Regions from separate parts of the Mus musculus genome. Here region 2 is linked to region 1. Evidence: chromatin loops called from intact Hi-C (ENCODE). Cell type or tissue: gastrocnemius. All regions are shown on one strand. Links, peaks and the distances in the headings refer to the core of each region. The heading gives the core; the rest is flanking DNA.

Region 1 (6,912 bases), core at 934-5,933:
TTTTCATTGTTTTATCCAAAGTTCCTATCTATTACCCAAGGAAGGCTCTCTCTGATATTAAATTTACACTTTGTAGAAACTAGACTCTGACAAGTTTTCAGACTTGTGTTTCAGGACCCTACCTACTCTGGTCCTGGGCCACTGATGGCCACTGGTTTAAGCCTTGTTTCTAAGCCTGTTCCCCTGGCATATAACTTACCCTTTTAGCTCTTTAAATAATCAAAGGAGTTTGTTGTTTGTTTTCCCTTTCTGGAAGTCTAAAGAGTTCATCAGAATATCTTGGTATCAGTTGCTCAGAGCTGCACTGTGTGGCAGTGTCCTTTAGGGATAGGTGGTTCACCTTGCATCGGATTGACTGCTCTTGGTTTGGCTTACTTTGGGCTCCTGCTTTCCACCACGCTGGGGCCTTCTTGCTTTTCTTCACTATTTGTCACCTCATGGGATTCTCATGACTCTGAGGCTTAGACTTTTACTTCTTTTTGCCCTCTGTATTGCAGACCTGACCTTTATGTGCTGTTGTGTTACTTTGTAGTTGAGTCTTTGTTTCCAGAGTATCTGCTTTGTTCATTTTTTAGACTTACTTATTTTATGTTTATGAGTGTTTTGCCTGTATATATGTATGTGTGCCATGTGCCCAGAGAGGTCAGAGGAGGATCTCAGAACTCATGCAACTTAAGTCGCCATGTGGGTGCTGGAAACAGAACAAGCACTTTTAACCTCCCAGCCAGCTTTCCAGCCCCTCGTTGTAGATTTTTTTAAAATATCACTTTTTTAAAAAAAATATCATTTTGTGCATGTTTAAATTTAGAGATTTCAGATGTGATCCTTTAAGAAAAAAGGTAGATAATTAGGAGGTAGAAAAAGTGGCTTGGACTACTATACAAGTAATAATGTAATAGTGAAAATATACACAAACGTGCATGTCTCTCTCTCTCTCTCTCCCTCTCTCTCTCTCTGTCCATCTCTCTCCGTCTGTCTGTCCATCTGTCTCTCTCTGTCTTTTAAGAGCCTGTGGAAAGAAACATAACTATGGACTTCTCTGGAGAGGAAACAGTAGCATTCTAATCCATGATCACCTTGCTCCTTGCCTTTTGTAATCCATCATTCCTTTAAGTATGAAAATCTCATCACTCACTTCTTTTAAGTTCTGGTCATTTTCAGGAAAGTATATCCTTGTAAAAAATTAATTTCTGATCCTCGGGATATGGGAATATTCTATTTTATCTCTATTATAATTCTCTGATACTTTCAGAATTCATTCTTTGTTTCTTCTGGTTTTCCTACCACTGACAATGTAGAATATAATGTCTTTACATGTGCATTCCAGCCTAATGAAGGATGCTTTTAGTAGCTCATTACAAAATAAGAGATTAGATGTAAGTTTCCTTTTTCTCTTGGTTCCCTTTATAAAATTGAAAACACCACCATTAATAAGATATGAAGACCTACGGTTGGAAAGTTGGGTGGTAACTCTTAACCTAACTCTTGAACGTTTGCAGCCCTCACTAGGCTGTGAGCTGCTGAACTTGACATCCTTCTGTCTGTCTGCTTCAGTCTCCCAGTTTTCACAGCCTTGAATGTCTCAGCAGGCCTTGCCCTTAGTCTTTAAACTCAGCCTGATAGTTTCCTGCTGTGGCCACTTTGTTCTTCAGAATGTTTTCAAGGTTTTCCCTTCTTAAAGTCAGTTTCATCTTGAGCTGATTTGAAGATAAAGTTTCTGCAGCAGAAGTTTGTAGGTCCCTCTGATAGAATTAACCTACTTATTATAGGTAAATAATAAATAAATAAATAAATAAATAAATAAATAAATAACAGGAAGTCTTCTATAGTCTAGTCAGCTAATAGTGAAGTCGTAATTATTTAAGATCAGTTGTTTAATATGCTAGTTCAGAAACACTGGTTTGTATTTTTGGTTGTTGGTTGGTGTGTTTTTAGTTTTGGTTGGTTGGTTGGTGTTTTGTTTTGGTTTGGTTTTTTTCATGGCAGGGTTTCTCTGTGTATCCTTGTAGACCAGGGTGGTCTGGAACTCAGCTATCATCGTGGCTCTGCCTCTTGAGTGCTGTGCCACCACTGCCCAGCCATAAGCAGTATTTCTTAATGCCCTCCCTATCTGATAGTGTAAGATTCAAAGCTTTGATAAATGTCACGGAGAGGATTGTATTGTGATTTCCTACAAACATCTAGATTTGTTGTTCCAGCTATAGCTCCATGGTTATTTTGTTAGTAATAGCTGTTACCATCACCAACTGTGTGTGGCTAGAAAGGGTGTTCTTGTGGAACAGGTTTTTGTGTTAAAGAAATATTTCTAGTTACAAGAGATAATAAGTAAAGTCATATATTGTCTCTGCTCTGAATTGGTTTCAATAATTTGTTGTTGAAGACCTGTTGTTAATGAGTTGGGTGGTGACTTTTATGGCATGCCAAGAAAAATATTCATACATTTAATTGGAGATCTTAGTTTCTTTAGCTCTCTGAATTTTTTACCAAGAAATGTTGAAGTATTTCTAATATCTATTTATCACTTAAATGTGGTTTGTCTTTAACTAGATATATAGTTGGAAACATTCTTTGAATTCAGTTGTTTTAAAACTACAAATTTCATCAGAAGGCTTTTCATATGTCAAGTTAAACATTGGTTTAGGTTTAACGTGACACAAGTTGGATTTCATCATTTACATTAAAAGCAGCACAATTTCCTGGCCTTTTTTTTTTTTTTTAAAAGAAAATCAGAGTAAAGAGCTAAATCCGAGTGGAATGGCCCAGCCTGCTTCCCAAGCCTGCACAGCAAGCAGGCGGCTGGGTGCAGAGGGAGCTCACAAGAACCCACTTTCACTTCTAGGCGCCTCTCTGCAGACAGAGCTACCTGTGCCACCTCTGGCCTTGTAACTAAAGTACTTCATGAAGTTAAAGAAAATTCTCAGAAAATGCTGCTTCCTTCATTCTACAAGGCTACTCATAGTGCTAAGATTTCTGTTCTTCCTGGCCTTTCCCCCCTATAAAAATGTCATACTTTATGTCTGCAGGGTTCTATAACTGCCAGTAGAGGGCACTGTTGTAACGCAAGAGAAATGTATTGCTTCCCTAACTCCTTGTCTGCCTTTGCAATTTGCAGTGTTTTTAAAAGCAATATTCTCTATGTAATTAAAATCCGTTCTCTGTATAATTAGCAGTTGAGCCGTATTCTTTGTGGCAGAGTTTGTTTGTGGATGGCATTTTTTTAAGTCTGTGTTCCATCTATAGCTAAGTGCCTAAACTGCCCTCTATTAAAATATAGGAAGTTGTGTTGCTTTTTCTCTACACTAAGCAATGCTGGAGATGGAAATGTATAAAAATTACTTTAGGTTTCATTTAGGCCCTACGAGCTAATTATCCAGTAGGGAACGTTTAAAATTCTTGGTTCCAGTGGAGTTAATATGCCATGGTCAAGAGGAGTGTTCGGGTGCCTGGCGTAGTAGCAGGACCGCTAATTCTGTGCTAGTGCTCTGCTGATGCAAGCTACTGATCACCTTAGCAAGTTTGCTAATAACTTTTCCTTTCGTGCTTCCTTAAAATCATATGCCATCGATACAGTTATCAAACCACTAAAGAGTGATGTGGAAAGGTGGCTGAAACTGCCTCTCTTGCTTAACTCTCATAAATGTCATTTGGAGTGACTAAATGTGTACTCATGGCCTGGCCTCTGCAGGCTCTGGAGGGCAGTGAGACTAGAGAGTCCCAGCCTGGAGTTCAAGCGCCCGGGCCGGCCGGCCACACTTCGTAAGCTTTATGGTTTGCCTCCCCAAGTAGTCTAAAATCAAAGAAATTGATTTCAAGGCCAAACTATAACGTCTTTTCTCAGTTTTGGAACTGAAACTTTATGACTAATATTTTGAAATTATTTCATTTTGTGCTTTAAAGTTGCAAGAGAAATTTAGTTGAGAATCAGAAATCTTAGCACTATGAGTAGCCTTGTAGAATGAAGGAATCAGCATTTTCCTGAGAATTTTCTTTAACTTCATGAAGTACTTTAGTTACAAGGCCAGAGGTGGCACAGGTAGCTCTGTCTGCAGAGAGGCGCCTAGAAGTGAAAGTGGGTTCATGTGAGCTCCCTCTGCACCCAGCCGCCTGCCTGCTGTGCAGGCTTGGGAAGTAGGCTGGGCCATTCCACTCGGATTTAGCTCTTTACAATCTGATTTTAAAAAACAAAACAAAACACTGTGTTAACATTTGAGAAGAGTGAGCCTGTGTAAGGGCACTATCATAACATAAAGGGAAACACTTGGAACTATCTTTCAGGCCTCAGTCACTGGAGGTGTCATTTCAGGATATTTGAGTTTAACTAAAGTGAAAGCTGAAAATTTCAGGCTATGGTAAGGAAGGATTCTGCTGTTTTTCACAGAGTTTTTCTGATGTTATAGCTGTCCCCAAAGGAAGACATTCAGTTTCTTCCCTGTTGGTCCCCTGCTCCTTTGTACTTCATGGGACTTCTTAAGACAGAGGCTTTGCTGTTTGTTTAAAATATACTAGGTAGGTTAGAAAAAAAAATAACTGAATGTTGTTTATCTGAAGGCATAAAACCATTGCTTTCTTATTTCTTATAACCAAAGAGGAAATAAAGCAAAATTTCCTTTTGTTGGAGCATTTGTATTGAATGTGGGGACTTGCCTGTATTGTCTTGTAATGGTTATCGCTGCCTTTTCGCCCACAGAGGCTATCACAGGTTTTAGTCTGGGCTGTTTGTATTCAGCAAGGTCAAGATAAGTTTTATCTCTACAGATAAGTCAAGTGCATTAGGATCGATAGGCAATAGTAAAATTCGCTGAAAATATTATTGCCAAGTTCTTAATGATTTTTAAAGCTATAAGCTTGTCATGTGGAATATACCCATACTGGTTTTTATTTATTTGAATGGCACTAAAAGTGTCATTAATTATGCAGGCTTTTTAAAGAGACAGGAACCGATTAAAGTAGCGTTTGGGCAGCCGTGAGCCGTGAGCTCCAGTGTTAAACTGATGAAGTATGAGAAGCTGCTTGGTTTTCTTTTTAAAGAAAATGCCAAGAGAACAAATATTATAGAAGGCATTTATAAATTAAAAACATAACTTGAGTTTCCTTGTTAAAATAATCATTTTTGACTTTGTATAGATATCCATCTTACCCAGGGGCCACGCCACAGATTTTGGTTTCCTTAGCTGAGAAACTCTGGTGGGAAAGGAAACCTATCCTACCCGTACGAGGAGCTGTGAGGAACCCTTTGTAAGAACTGCTGCTTGAGTGTGTGACAGGCAGAGAAGACAGGAAGGACACAGACTCATTCACTGGTTTGTTTTTAACTCAGAGGAACACCCTTCTGATACCTTTCTCATAGAGTTTCGAGTCTGTTTGTTTCCATTTTCTGCAGGTAAGACCACCATCACCTTAGGGCAAATGTACCTAGAATTTATTTTCTTTCTTGGTAGCAATCCTGCTAGATGCCCCCATGCAGGGGCCACATTACAGTTGGAAAGCACACGCTCTAGAGAAGTTACATGTCTCGGTGGGCTTTCTTCTCCAGCGTTATGTAACAACAACGCTTTGCAGACTTTACAGCCTTGGGATTCCGTATTTTGTTATGGCTGTATGAGTTTATGCTTTTCAATTTCTTAAAATATATGTTCTTCGCTCTTGCTCCTTTAGAGATCAGTCGGTGGCTTTTCCTTGCTTTAAGGGGACTTTTCCTCTCTTAGTGGATAATTGAGGTAAGGAGACTGGGACCAACTTCGGTGTTGATTTCAGGTGTTCTTATTCCTACACAGGAAACCGTGTCACTCATTGCCCCAGAATTGTGCCTCTTGTGTTCTTTCCTCCCTCCTTCTCTCTCAGTACTTAATGCATTTATGTGACCACTTAAGTAAAAGTTATAGAAATACTTGGCACCCTTCTAGAAACTGTTAGCATTTTCTTTAAAAATTTCTATAGAAGATGATCTTTGGGTCGTATGCTTCTTAGTTCTGATAGTGTGGCCCACACAGCCACCAGTGTAGCTACAGCAATGTTTCCTCAACACACATACAGAAAAAGCTGTGATTTCTTTCTGGATCCTCTAGACTGTGCTGTGAGAGGGAGAAAGCCCAAAGGCTGTGTGGCCTCACTGGCTGAAGGGCTGCTCTAAGCACTGGCGCTGGCGGGCACGCAGGGAGCCGTGGCCCCAGCTGAAAAGTTACGTGAAAGACAAGTTGGTGTCTCGTCTCAGAGTTATCTTTGTGTGGCAGGCCTAATGCAACACTAAGAGTTAGAGCTTTAAAAATAGAACAATGGTCCTTTTAAAATATAGTTAGTGTAGTGAATTTACCCCCAAACTCTCCGGTGTCTCATTACTCAAAAAAAAAAAAAAAAAAAAAAAGAGGAGAAACTGTCCTGCCAGCAAAGAAGTGCATTGGGGAAATGGCCACTCTCTTTGAGAACATTTTAATTCAGTTTTAATCAAGAGGGCAATAAAAGAGGAAACATTTTAAAACTTGGTGTTTTCTTCTAGGATTGATTTTACTGATAGAAAATAGGCTGCAAACTGTGTCGGAAGCTCCCGTTGTGGCGAACGGAAGTCTGTAGCTGTGACATGAGGTGGTTTCTCTGCCTAGGGCTTTGCCTTCTCTGTAGAAGGAAGGGACATACCTACTGACCAGAAGCAGACACGTCACGTGTGGTAAATAGCTTGGAGCACTCTTTATGGTTACCTTTTCTTTGCTCCTAAGTAATTGTTAAATAAAAATTTTAGTAGAGAAATGAGAGCACTGTTTAAGATGAATTTTTTTAAAACAGTCTGAAGTACATTTTAGAATTTTAAAATAATTATTGTTTCCTGAAAACAACACTTTAGCTTCCTGTTTAGCGAACACTCATATTTTTAACTGTGAACCTGGCGTTCTGTAAGCTGAAATAGAACATTTTATATAA
Region 2 (6,912 bases), core at 626-5,625, 55 kb after region 1:
GATGTAGCCATAGAAACCCCAAAGTCATATTGTTATCTTGGTCTTGCTGCAGTTATGTGATACAACAGTATTAACATATAGATTAGGCCATTTATAATGCTAGGTGTCATTTCAGGTTGGCTTGCTTATATCGCATTTTAGTTTCTTATTGTGCAGAATGTTAGTGGAATGGGGCTTTTTTACATGTCAGTGTGTGTAGGTATTTATAGCACATCTTCACTATTGCTAATTTATCCTGTCATTGATTGGCTGTACTCTATGAATTGTCATTGCCTAATTGTCTTCATTAGTAATATTTTCAAGTAAGTAGGTTTATTTTTAAAAATACATGCCCACTTGTACATATTGAGTGTTAAAAGGGTTCTGATTTTGATTCAATTGCAAACAGGACAGTTTAAAAAATATTATATGTCACAATTAAAACTGTTTAGCCTCAGGCTAAAGGATAAACTGTTGAGATGGATTAGTCAGTTTGGCTGTCACTGCACCTCTTGTCCCCTCTACCCCCCAGGCTCCCAGTGTCTGTCTTGCTCTTGCTGTCCCAGGCTCCTTCCCTGCAGCAGTACCTCCCCTGAGCCTGATCTTCCAGCAACACCGTGTGTTCCAAACCCATTTAACCATCACTGTCCGTCAGATTGTTTCAGTTGTGTGCCATCTTCTCATCCTCTTGGCCCCCAAAGTAGGCTCACAGCTTTTCTTAGCTTCTTTGTCCTTAGATATTTTGGCAGGAACAGTTTAAAGTCATGGCCTTTCTCCAAAGCCAAAATGAAGTATCTGCAGTTCTAAGTACCAGTCTGGGTTTTCAGTGGCCTACCTAGGATCAGGACCTGCTGCGCTGGGTCTTGGGGACATTAAATGGGCTCTGCTGGGTTCAGTTGTGGCCATGGGGAAAAAACCCAGCTGCAGTTTCAGCACGGTTCCATTTCTAATTAGCATTTCCATGTCCACTCCCTTCCGACCTCTGCATGTCCCTTGTTCAGATCTCTGCTGTGCCACACCAAGAACTGTCTACAAGGATACAGGTGATTCTGAAGGTGGGAGACTGGGGTTTGCTCGTCAGGTCTTGTGCCCAAGTCTAGCACAGTACTATGTATGGTGACACACAGCAGCAGATAATGCATCATTGAGTCACTTGTAGGAATTTGTGAAGATAAGTGCATCTAAGACCCCAACAAATGTGAAGGTAGCTTCACTGGGGAAAAAGGAAATAATAATTTTACTGATAAAGGTAAGATCAGCATACCCCTTAATGCCATAACTTAGAAGACTAAGGCAGAAGATTACCAGTTTGAGACCAGCCTAGGCAACCTAACAAGAACCAATCTAAAATTTAAAAAGTTTCCACACAAGTAATGTAGCTTTCAATGTATTTAATTTGGGGGGAATATATGTGAGTGGCACTTTATTGTCCTGTTAGTTAAAGTTTAAAAATAGAAGTGTGTTTTCTGCCTAGTTTGAGAACACGCCACTGAAGTTAAGAGTTGCATGCATCTGTGCAGTTAATGAGATAAAAAGCTTTCATGCCATGTGCAAACAATTTCCTCTTCTTCCTAATGTCTACTAGCTTTTTAGATTACAGTGTTTCTTTAAAGGCATTTACTGTTCTAGTTAAAACGATATTTTGTTCTAAGTCAATATTTATTATAGCTTAGAATTAACATCCCCAAATCCTTATGGTGTGTTCAGACCTCACTGCCGTGTTTAGTTTTTGTTTGAGAGGTTTGGTAGGGCAGCATGTTTTTTTCATTATTCCTCAGAGTAATGTAGGGACTGGTGATTATTTATGTTGTCAACGAAGGAAAATCACAGTGAAGTTTGTACTGTCCTGCCCTCTTCAACATTTGTGATTTTAAAAAGGTGGACTTTGCTGTTGTTTGTGTTTTCCTTTTGTGTAATTTAAGAGACTTTGTGCCCAGTCATCCATATTGTTTCCTATTATTTCCTCCTGTAATGCTGCTGCAAAAGCATTCCAGATGTGTTAGTCAGTCACTGTAACAAATGCTTCCGTAAGGAACAGAAAAGACAGGCTTCGTTTTGCTCACATTAGAGGTTTCTCTGGATTGGTTGACTCTGTTGCTTTCAGCCTGTGGCAGAGCAGTCATGCTGGGAGCACATAGCAGAGCAGACCTGCTGACCTCATGACCCACGAAACAAAAGCAGAAAATACAGACACATAAGAGTCCACATTTCCTTTAGAGAGCACCCCTCCAGGACTTAAAAACCTGCCATGGGCCCTGCTTCATGACGCTCCCACCACCTCCTAAAATAGGAAGTTGAGGCCATCCCCTAACATGGAGTTCTTAGGGACAATTAAGACCCTACTGTGTCAGCACACATGGGAAACTATTTGGCAGAATGAAAAGTTCCTCTGTGTTCTCATTATGTCAGGGTTTCTCTGTGTTCCCTAGCTGTGCTGGAGCTCACTTTGTAGACCAGGCTGACCTTGAACTCAGAGATCTGGCTGCCTCTGCTGCTTGAGTCCTGGGATTAAGGGCGTGTACCACCACGCCCAGCTCTAGGCTATCTTTTTTGCGTGTGTGACCAGTTGAACCCACAGGGGATGTACTCACAAGTTGAGGTAGGAGGGAAAATGGACAAAGAAATGGTCTGAAATGACTCCGTGTGTCTACTGGCCACTGGAGAGGTGGTGGTGGCATTGTCAGGCAATGGTAGCAGTAGTTGGTGAAGCTCCATGTTGTGACTGTTTATAAAGCGCTGTCTGTCACTTTCATCATCTCACCTATTCACCTGATGCATTTGAAGCCCAGCGTCTGTCAGCTTTCATTCTCACGGATCTCTGAGCAATGACTTTGTCCACTAGGCTTCCATTTGTTAAAACCAAAAACCTTTACATTGTTTTCATTTGTTTAGTGTGTGTGTGTGTGTGTGTGTGTGTGTGTGTGTGTGTGTGTATGCTCCACAATATGCATGAAGAAGCCAGAAGAAAACCCGTGACATGAGTTCTTTACTTCAGTCATGTGGGCCCCAAGACTCAGGCGCAGGTTATCTGTCTTGATGGCAAGCACCTTTACCACTGAGCTCTCTTGCTCTAAACTTTCTTTTTTTTTTTTTTTAAATATTTTCTTTTATTACGTATTTTCCTCAATTACATTTCCAATTCTATCCCAAAAGTCCCCCATACCCTCCCCCCACCCCCCTACCCACCCACTCCCACTTTTTGGCCCTGGCGTTCCCCTGTACTGAGGCATATAAAGTTTGCACGACCAATGGGCCTCTCTTTCCAGTGATGGCCGACTAGGCCATCTTCTGATACATATGCAGCTAGAGTCTTGAGCTCCGGGATACTGGTTAGTTCATAATGTTGTTCCACCTATAGGGTTGCAGATCCCTTTAGCTCCTTGGATACTTTCTCTAGCTCCTCCATTGGGGGCCCTGTGATCCATCCAATAGCTGACTGTGAGCATCCACTTCTGTGTTTGCTAGGCCCTGGCTCTAAACTTTCTTATCACAGCTCCCGGATCCCTTGAGCTCTTTGACACCTGACCCTCCATGTTTCATTGTTCCCTTTATCTTTACATCGTTATTCCTCAGAATTCTGAATCCACGTTTCATATTTTACCCCACTCCTCAACCGTGGTTTCAGTATTAACAACAGCCTCTCATATCCCACTCTGGTTTTTGGAACTTCAGCATATTTTTGAGCTGCTCAGTCAACACCACTGGCTAAGTGTTGCTCAAGCTTTGTGTCTGGGATAGAGCTAAAAATCATCATTACTCTCCATTCGCCTTCCTGTTAACGACGGCCTTGGGCTTGTGTTAGACTCCAAGTCATATCTGAGCGTGTAGTGTCTGCTCACTGTCTAAAGAATGTCATCCACCTCTCCTGATTCCTGTCTGCTGCCATTTTCTAGTCTAGTCTCTTCACTCTTGCCTACACTGTGTTAGCCATACCCCTCATCTGTCCCTCCTTTTGGTGTCTGGCACCACCCACTCTGTCTACCATGTGTTTTGTTGAGGTAGTCTTGGGCATACTTGAGTGTAAAGTAGCAGAGTACAGAAGCCTCGTGACGTGGGTACAACCTTACTCAGCTTTCACTTATTCTGCCTTTCTCCTCCTCACATTCCAGACAAAGTATTCCTGTGTCTCAAGTCCTCCTTTTTACCACCTGAGCCTTTCATCCTGTACTCTGGCACTCCTGGCAATATTCTAATCACTGCATTATTCCTGAAGTCTCCCCCGTGGACAGCGACTCGTCCCCTTGTGCTTTGAACTCCTGGACAATTTGTCTGGGGTACCAGTTACCTTTCTGTGTGCCATACACACGCACTAGTGTAGGTCAGGAGTTGATTGTATAGTTCTTTCAGGCATTCTCATCATGCAGTATATGCTTACTGAATATGTACAGAACAGAAAGACAAGCTGGTCTTATAAGGACTAAGTCAAATAGGCAAGGCAAGTGTATCAGCTCCTTTTGAAAGGTCAGGAAACTTGCTCAAGGAGGTTCAGATTGCCTAAGGCCCATCATTCTGTAGGGCCAGACACTAACTAAACATAGTTTCAGATATCTGATCCAAGTTCCTCACACTGTACTATGCTGTCATTCCAGGGGTGGGTGGGGGTGGGGGTTGTACCTATAATCTGAATTGTGTACAGAGATTAAAATTTTTTGCACAAGTCTTTTTCATAAGACTAGGAAGATGTCTTAGTCAAGTAAAATGCTTGCCACAAAAGCATTTGGATCTGTATGTCCTCCACCATAACCCAGTCTCTCTCTTTTTTTTTTTTTTTTTTTTTTTTGGTTTTTCGAGGCAGGGTTTTTCTGTGTAGCCCTGGCTGTCCTGGAACTCACTTTGTAGACCAGGCTGGCCTCCAACTCAGAAATCCGCCTGCCTCTGCCTCCCAAGTGCTGGGATTAAAGGCATGTGCCACCATGTCCGGCATAACCCAGTCTCCTTAGATGGGTAAGATCCAGTTTCAGTGAGGGAGCCGATCTCAGCAAGCAACAGACAGACATCGGTGTCAGCCTCTGGCTTCTACACACATAAGCGTCTTTTAAAAGTGTGCCTTTCATTTCCGAGATTAGCGGTCATGAACACTGCTGTGTTTCTGAGGCCATGTGAGTGTTGGAAGGAGCGAGAGGAGCACAGAATAGGAGGTCACACTGGTCCTCTGTGTGGCCGTTTGTGAAAGGATGAAGAGCCTAGGCTGGGAAGACCTGGGAGGGCTCGTTGCTTTGTGTTCTGAACTTTGTTTCTCCCTTCCAAGAAGTGATGTTTGAAGACTAGGTTCTGTTTGTTGTATCCATTCTAATAGTGCCCTTTTCACCCTTTGCAGAGGAGGAAGAGGAACAGGTGCCCACTGATGGGGGCACCTCAGCAGAAGCCATGCAGGTGCCCTTGGAAGAAGATGATGAGATGGAGGAGGAGGAAGTCATCAATGATGAGAACTTCTTGGGTAAGAGGCCACTGGACAGTCCTGAAGTGGAAGAAATGCCCTCCATGAAGCGCCCACGACTCCTGAGCACTAAAGGGGACTCCCTAGATGTTGTGTTGTTAGAAGCACGAGAACCCCTCAGCTCTATAAACCCACAGAAGACCCCACCAGTGCTCTCTCCTGTGCGTGTCCAGGACAGGGCTGATCTGGCCCCTCCATCACCACAGCCTCCCATGCTGGCTCCATTTGCAAAGTCACAACTACCAATTGCAAAGCCGTTAGAAACAAAGTCGTTTACACCAAAAACAAAGACTAAAGCTAGCTCTCCAGGTCAGAAAACTAAGTCACCCAAGGCTGCCCTATCACCAGCAAGGCTTGGAAGTCCTATTCGGTCACCAAAAACCATCCCAAAAGAAAAGAAGTCACCTGGACGCTCCAAGAGCCCCAAGAGTCCTAAGAGCCCCAAGATTGTAGCTCATGTTCCCCAAACCCCTGTCAGACCTGAAACACCAAATAGGACCCCTTCAGCCATGGTGGTTGAAAAAACTGTTAAAGAGACCATCCCAGTGATGAAACCAACACAGACTCCCCCAGAAGTTGTGAAACTGAACATTGAAATGCAGCCGAAAAAGCCTGTGGTGACAGACAAAACCATCGATGACTCCATCGATGCTGTGATCGCACGTGCCTGTGCAGAGCGGGAGCCAGACCCTTTCGAGTTTTCTTCCGGATCGGAATCGGAAGGAGACACTTTTACAAGTCCTAAGAGGATTTCAGGCTCAGAGTGCGCCACTCCAAAAGCCTCCACTTCCTCCAATAACTTCACCAAGTCCCTGGCCACTCCTCTGCCTCTCTCCAGCGGAACCTCAAGTTCAGATAACTCGTGGACAATGGATGCCTCTATTGATGAGGTGGTACGGAAGGCAAAGCTGGGAGCCCCTTCCAACATGCCTCCCACCTTCCCATATATCTCTTCTCCCTCAATTTCTCCTCCCACTCCTGAGCCTCTACACAAGGGGTATGAGGAGAAAGCCAAGCTGCCTTCGTCTGTGGATGTAAAGAAAAAGTTGAAAAAAGAACTGAAGACTAAGTTGAAAAAGAAAGAAAAGCAGCGAGACAGAGAGAGGGAGAGAGAGAGAAACAAAGAAAGAAGCAAAGAGAAAGATAAAATGAGAGAGAGGGAGAAGGAGAAGGAGGCTGGAAAGGAACTTAAGTACCCGTGGAGGGAGCTGATGAAAGACGAAGATTCTGATCCCTATAAGTTTAAAATCAAAGAATTTGAAGACATTGATGCTGCGAAAGTGCGATTGAAAGATGGGATCGTGAGGAGAGAGCGAGAGAAACATAAGGACAAGAAGAAAGATCGAGAAAGAAGCAAGCGGGAGAAAGATAAGCGAGAAAGGGAAAGGCTTAAAGAAAAAAACAGAGAAGACAAGATAAAGGCCCCTCCAACACAGCTGGTGTTGCCCCCAAAAGAAATGGCACTGCCTTTGTTCAGCCCTTCAGCAGTGAGGGTC

What was found. A loop is a pair of places that touch in the nucleus more often than their neighbours do. Peaks named below come from ENCODE experiments on the same cell type or tissue, not always from the same donor. Only the 100,000 strongest peaks of a DNase experiment are listed, where the experiment ranks them.
Region 2: it touches region 1 in a loop (1.9-fold over the local background); 7 of 42 quality-filtered maps call a loop at or near these places.

What each region holds. Positions count from the first base shown.
Region 1 is chr2:10,006,612-10,013,523 of GRCm38, reverse strand. All of the region lies in intron 2 of Taf3 (TATA-box binding protein associated factor 3), which reads left to right. Among named protein-coding and RNA genes, the nearest start is that of Taf3, 39 kb to the left of the region's middle. In gastrocnemius, for the core only: a CTCF peak has its summit at 3,041 (motif pointing right); no DNase peak of the experiment used is centred there.
Region 2 is chr2:9,951,330-9,958,241 of GRCm38, reverse strand. Taf3 (TATA-box binding protein associated factor 3) reads left to right here. Exons shown (of 7, transcript NM_027748.3): 3 at 5,297-6,912. Among named protein-coding and RNA genes, the nearest start is that of Gm31290, 38 kb to the right of the region's middle. In gastrocnemius, for the core only: no CTCF peak of the experiment used is centred there; no DNase peak of the experiment used is centred there; H3K27ac peaks cover 712 bases.